2 separate regions of the Mus musculus genome follow, and region 1 is linked to region 2. The links are chromatin loops, found by intact Hi-C in ENCODE. Cell type or tissue: heart. All regions are shown on one strand. Links, peaks and the distances in the headings refer to the core of each region. The heading gives the core; the rest is flanking DNA.

The links. Peaks named below come from ENCODE experiments on the same cell type or tissue, not always from the same donor. Only the 100,000 strongest peaks of a DNase experiment are listed, where the experiment ranks them.
Region 1: it touches region 2 in a loop (4-fold over the local background); 2 of 42 quality-filtered maps call a loop at or near these places.

The regions. Positions count from the first base shown.
Region 1 is chr16:43,361,807-43,364,720 of GRCm38, reverse strand. All of the region lies in intron 4 of Zbtb20 (zinc finger and BTB domain containing 20), which reads right to left. Gm9968 (predicted gene 9968) reads left to right here and starts at 1,055. Exons shown (of 2, transcript NR_167988.1): 1 at 1,055-1,158. In heart, for the core only: no CTCF peak of the experiment used is centred there; DNase peaks (open chromatin) are centred at 800 and 1,690; H3K4me3 peaks cover 997 bases; H3K27ac peaks cover 1,768 bases.
Region 2 is chr16:43,464,914-43,467,827 of GRCm38, reverse strand. All of the region lies in intron 5 of Zbtb20 (zinc finger and BTB domain containing 20), which reads right to left. Among named protein-coding and RNA genes, the nearest start is that of Gm15713, 46 kb to the right of the region's middle. In heart, for the core only: a CTCF peak has its summit at 1,527; a DNase peak (open chromatin) is centred at 947.

The DNA.
Region 1 (2,914 bases), core at 314-2,813, 100 kb after region 2:
CAATCGGTCTCTTCTTATATTGAGGACAACACTATATTTGGGTTCAATATTGTGGAGACAATCATCAGTTTCCTTTGTCAAGACGATGAATTTCCCTGGAGCCATATAAGGAGTCTCACTGCATTCTTCTACTCAGTACCATGAGTACAGAAGAATAAAGAATAGGCTGTGACACATAAGGTTTTCCTGAAGTCAGATGGGGAGAGGCTCCTAACGTTTCAGAGCAGCCTCAAGGAAATGATCTCTAAAGGAAGAGTCCTCGCAAACTTTTTGTGGCTCATCTACTACAGATTTTCTATCTGGCTCAGCTAGCTGTGCACATGGCACAACTGCTCAGAACAGAAATGCATCAAAAGTTAGCAGAGGGAGAGAAACTTCAAATGAATAATTATTCCCACTTTCACTTCCCCCTCCCACCACCCTGAGCTCTTCCTCCCTGCCCCAGTCACTCACCTACCTTCCTCCTCCCACCAGCATGTTTGCTAGGCATGTCAAAGCTGACAGCCCTCTGTGGCAGCAGCACAAACCCTAGTCCTGCAGGCTGCTTCGAAGCAGAGCCTCAAGGCTCTGCCCTTGTCCAGAGTGCGCTCAGCTGTACACACTAAAACTCCTTACCACTCTGATTGTTTGGCAGGCTTTTTTAAATGTTTTTTTTTCTTTTAAAATACCCTTTATTTCCTGCCTGCCTCAGAGACACCAAGAATAGAATCCTTGATACATCAGAGTCTGGAAGCTCCCCCCCACTCACCAGGACTGTGGTTCCTGATCCAGGGAGTGACGGCTGAGAGTCACACAGTCTCTTGAGAGTGTCCAGGCCTGGCTGCTAAGCTCCCTGCTCTGATTAGTCTGTCGAGTTCACAGTGTTCCAGAGTGCTGAAGCACAGAAATTAGGGAGGGGAGGTGGAAGGAAAATCACTGGAGCCTCTTACGATCTAACTTCCACTAACTGAGAGGAAATGTCTTATAAATAAACAACAGCAAGAGAAACACACACCAAAAAAAAAAAAAAAAAAACAAAAAAAAAAAAACTATCCCATCCTGCCAGAGGAATGTACATTATTGTCTCCCGACGGAAAACTTTGCACCACACCAGAATGCAGCCATGTCTCCTGAAACTACCTCTCTTAAAACAGAAAGAAAAGAGACTCAAGAAGGGAGGTAGGGAAGCTTTTCTCATGTCCTTGAATTCTGTTGGGAAGTTCACGTGAGTTCCCAGGATACAGGCTACTCTAAGCAGTTTCACAGAGTCTGTGTTCCAGGGTTTCGTGCGGAGGCTGCTTATTAACAAAATTTCATTTCTGCCCAGATCATTGCTCTACCATCCGGACATTTTCAGAAGGGAAGTTCAGGGAGGGTGTGGGGTGGGGGTGGGGGTGGGGAGAGGGTGCAACTGTGGAGGAGAGGAAGAAAAGAGGACAAAGGGAAACTCCTGATGACCCAGAATGCCCTAGCCATAGCCAAGAGCCATGAGAAGCAAGCCCCCACCCAACACCGTCCCCTGCTTGTTGAGGACTTGACGATGGGGTTGTGTGTAATCTACTTACTCTTTCTGCTCGGGAGGCTGAGGTTCCTACATTTCCAGCTCATGCTGGACTGTACCGTAAGCAACAAGTGAAATGAGTTCGGTGAGCTCATTCTAGTCCTTCGACTCCTGTCCACATCACTAAGCGACTGCACAGCTTGGCACAGGCCAGGATGAGTCAGCAGTCTCTGGTCATGAGAGGCCAGGCCTGGAATAGCATTGGGGTGTGTGTGTGTGTTGGGGGTTGGGGGGGGGGGGAGGCAGGTCAGGAGCAAAATGAAGCAGAAAGCCAGCCTAGATGGCAGGACTCAACTGTGTAATATGCAGGATACTGCAGGTCACAATGAAAGAGCCTCATTAGCCCTGGGGTAAAGAATATAAAACTGCAGAAAGAACGGCCGTAAGAACAAAACAGACTCTGAAGGCTAAAGCATGCTGGTTATTATTACTACATGAGCACCTATTTATTCATGTGCTGTAAGTTCAAGTAAAAACAGGTAGTTCCATACTATATTGTTTTAGCATTCTGATATGTTTTCCAATTGCTAAGTAGCAAAACAAAAAAGCAAATATAGCCGTTATATAGAGAAGTAATATACTCTATAAAGTAGTTGTAAGAGTAACTGATACATCAAGGATGGATATTTGGGATGACTGCATCCTTTGTGTAGACACAAAATCATTAAGTCTACATCAAGTCTGACAGTAGAAAAGAGCTGAGAGGAAAGAGACACAGCAAGTTCAATGGTGCACACAGGGAGCACTGCATCGCGTCTAGTTCTACCCAATACGTATAGTATCCAGGACTCTGTTAGACAGTGACCGCCAGGATTCCGAAGCATCACTCCTGTGCTGTACACTATAATACAGCCAGAGGTAAGCCAAAAGAAAGGAGGGGTAAAATCTAAGTTAAAAAAAGAAATCAGTGATGGAGAGGCAAGCTGTGCTATAAATCAACTGATGAAAACTACCTAAAACAGACAGAAAGATACCAATGTAGGTAAGGCTCCTGAGCGGGAGACTGGGAACCCTCGACACGGAAGGGGAAAGTCCGGCTGTGGTTTGGAGCTGTGTAGCATGGGAAGCAGAATGAGCCTCCAGAGAAGAAAAACACTAGTGAACAACTTGAAGTTTGAAGGGGAGCCGCCAAGATCTAGAACACATTCTTAGCTTTTAGCTCTCAGAGGCACAAGGTTGTGTCTGTTAAGAAAACATGTATGACAGGCTATGTAGCTTCTGTCCCACAGCATGTCAGTAGAGTATCCTATCACATGTTCAATGAATTTCCTAGTCTGTTTCCTTCTCTTTGAAAGGGGGGTGACCGTATCATCCTAATTGGCGTTATAAAGGCTGAGTTGATGTTTATCTATTTTTGTCATGGTATGTCTGTCT
Region 2 (2,914 bases), core at 103-2,602:
TATGGCAGCCTAGTACTACATACTAAGACCGTGTTCAGAGACAGAGAAACAGCATGGGAGCCAAGGAACAGGAGAAGGAAAGAAAGGAAAGAAAAGGTTAATATGAAAATACTATAAGGCTAATATCTCTGGACTGTGTATGAATCCTTCCCTGGGCTATGCTTTCACATTAATGGTATACTCTTCCATTTACTCTTGTGGAAAAAAAAAAGTAATACTTGGCCCAATGATCGAAAGGAAAAGAGAAATTCAAGCAGCGGAAGATAATGTTTCTGGTTGTTGTAGACTGATGTGCAGTGTACTTTAGTTCTCAGAATTAGCCAAAAGATTAAAAAACAAATAGCCACTACAATCTCAGGGCTGGGGGTGGGGTGAAGAGGAAGGGTCTTGAAAATGGTATCTGAGCAATGAAAGACACAGAATACTTTAAAGATCACTGAATTTAATTTATTCAACCTAAATGCATAAAAGTACAGGTGGGGACATTATTTATGCAGGTATATGCAAATCACTTTATAAAATAGGCAAAGCCCTTCTGCTTTTTATAAGTTGCCAAGGTGGTTCCTGATATTTTAAAAGCTATGCACCTTTAATGTAATTTCCTTAGAGCTGGAATCCCTTAAAGAGTCCGTCATTGTGAGAGCAGGTTTGTTTTTACCCTCTCTCCTCTGGGACATTTCACAAGGCTCTCATAAGCATCACAGAGCGAGAGGTTTCCACAGAGATGTGACTGGAAAAATCCCTTGGAAATTGCTGAGGAACAAGTCACAGTGTTCAAATCAGAGAACATAGGCTTTGAAAACATGAACCCATCTGACCCCTTGAATGGAGTACAGTGAATTCCTGAGCTCTGAAACATGGGGCCCGGCTGTGCATGCCATATTGGTGCTATAAGACTGGCAGTAGGTTGGCTGTGGCATGGTCTATTTCAAACTCCTTCACAGTGCCCAGTGTTGCATGTTCCCAGATGACATTTGGTTGGCAGAAGCTGGGCCTCCAAAGCTGGCAGTCTGGAATGCAGCCCACTGTGTTTTGACAAACACATAATTGACCATCTGATCACCAGCCTACGTTCTGCACTCAGGTCACTGGGGGATCTGGGTTTGTAATAGGTCCCTACTCTTCATCGTGTGCATCTTCTCAAACCTTTCTAGAAAGCAGTATAGAGACAACTTAAACACACCCACGCAGATACTCCAGTTTGCAAAGAGAACATGGTACGTGAGACACAAGCTGCTGAAATTCTCCTTTAAAATTGTCCTGGCAGCCCAGAGTGAACGAGAGAAAAGCACACTTATGGTGAACTCTAATTCAGAGAGAAGGAATGAATATACTGAATTGTTTCAACACCCGGCTGTGCATAAGTTTCAATTCAGTTCAATGGCTTGGAAATTTTGCTTAGAAAAAGGCAGCAATGGAAAAATGACAGGAAATCGGGAATTGATTGACTTTAGAGAGCCATTATTTAAAAGTGCTTTTGTCTCTCATATTCTCTCTCCTAGCTATCCCATGCCCCCTGTGGGCAGAAGAACCCTGTACATCTCAAGGCTAGCAGGCAGCAGCTCAGTGTGATGCTAGACTGAGGCCTTCAGTGGAACTCCCATAAGGATGGGTTTGGCTTTAAGTTTGGCAACCACGGTAACATCAGCCTTTCTCCTAAAGGGCAAGGCAAAGATATGCTTGAGTTACACAAATGTTAATGCCTGAGTCAGCACTCTGAAATGACATCTCATCTCCACTCACTGCACAGTTCACTCACTGCACAGTTCAAGTCTTAAGCAATTGCCTTAGGTTTCTTTAAACTATCTTCAGGGGTGTACGATCAAGTCTAAACTCCTTTGCTTGGCATCAGAGGCCCCTTTGACTTGACTCCTGTCTATCACATGCTAGCACACTCGAGAACTCAGTAGCTAGACCTGGCGGTTACTTGGTGCCTTCTCACTTTTAAATGCTCTTGTTTTCTCTAACAACAAACCCCTTTCTCTCTCTCCTCCTGTGCCCACTTGGTAAACCCCTAGTCACTATTTTCACTTTCTGAGCCAGCTTGAACCTTCTCTATGGGTAAGCATTTGGAGATACCTGAATTCCAGTGCTGGTCACAAAACAGCCTTTGCACATGGTCATCGTCCCTAGAACACTGAGGGCTTCTTTCTTTTTTTTTTCTGCATTGCTGTGGGGCAAGCCCAGGCCTGCACTCCCGCTCCACTTCACTGAGCTACAAGTGTTCCAGCTTGAGCTGTTCTCTCAACCCCAGACTGTGCCATTCTTAATGAAAGGTGGCATTTCTCATTTATCTTGGAGTTCCCAGAACTAAGCACTGTTACAGGCTTTCTATAAACGTTTGTTGACTGAAAACTAAATAAAGAACTGTGCATAATTAATCAAAACCAAGCCAAGCAGTAGCCATAGCTCTTAGAAGCATGGTAAGAGACTACTAGCACTCTAATGAAAGTGGAAAATCCCAGCACTGAGGCATTTTCTGGGTTATCACAGGGGTTGGTGACTGGCTTGGGTGAGAGTTAGATGGGGCAGGGCAGGATGGAGGCTGTGATGTAGCATCTTTTTAATACAGAATGTCAGTAATGGAATACATTACCACCTTCTGATGATTAACTTTTAATATTGTAAAGGACTGGCAAGAGAACATATCTGGGTCTGAATTTCAGAGAAGCCTTGCTGACAAGAACTGGGCTCCCCAAACAGGGCTAGTCTGTGTCATCTGCTTTGAGGCAGCGTGGTAGATTGTGGAGTTTTCCTTTCTGTTTCTGCCGAAGAATAATGGGACAGAAAACTCTTGCAGGAAATCGTGGCAGCTATTCAACTCCTATTTAAATCTGGGTCAATTCCAGATGCGGACATTGCATGCAGTGCCAAGGACAGAAGGTCAAACAGGCTGAGTCTTGCACCTGTCCCG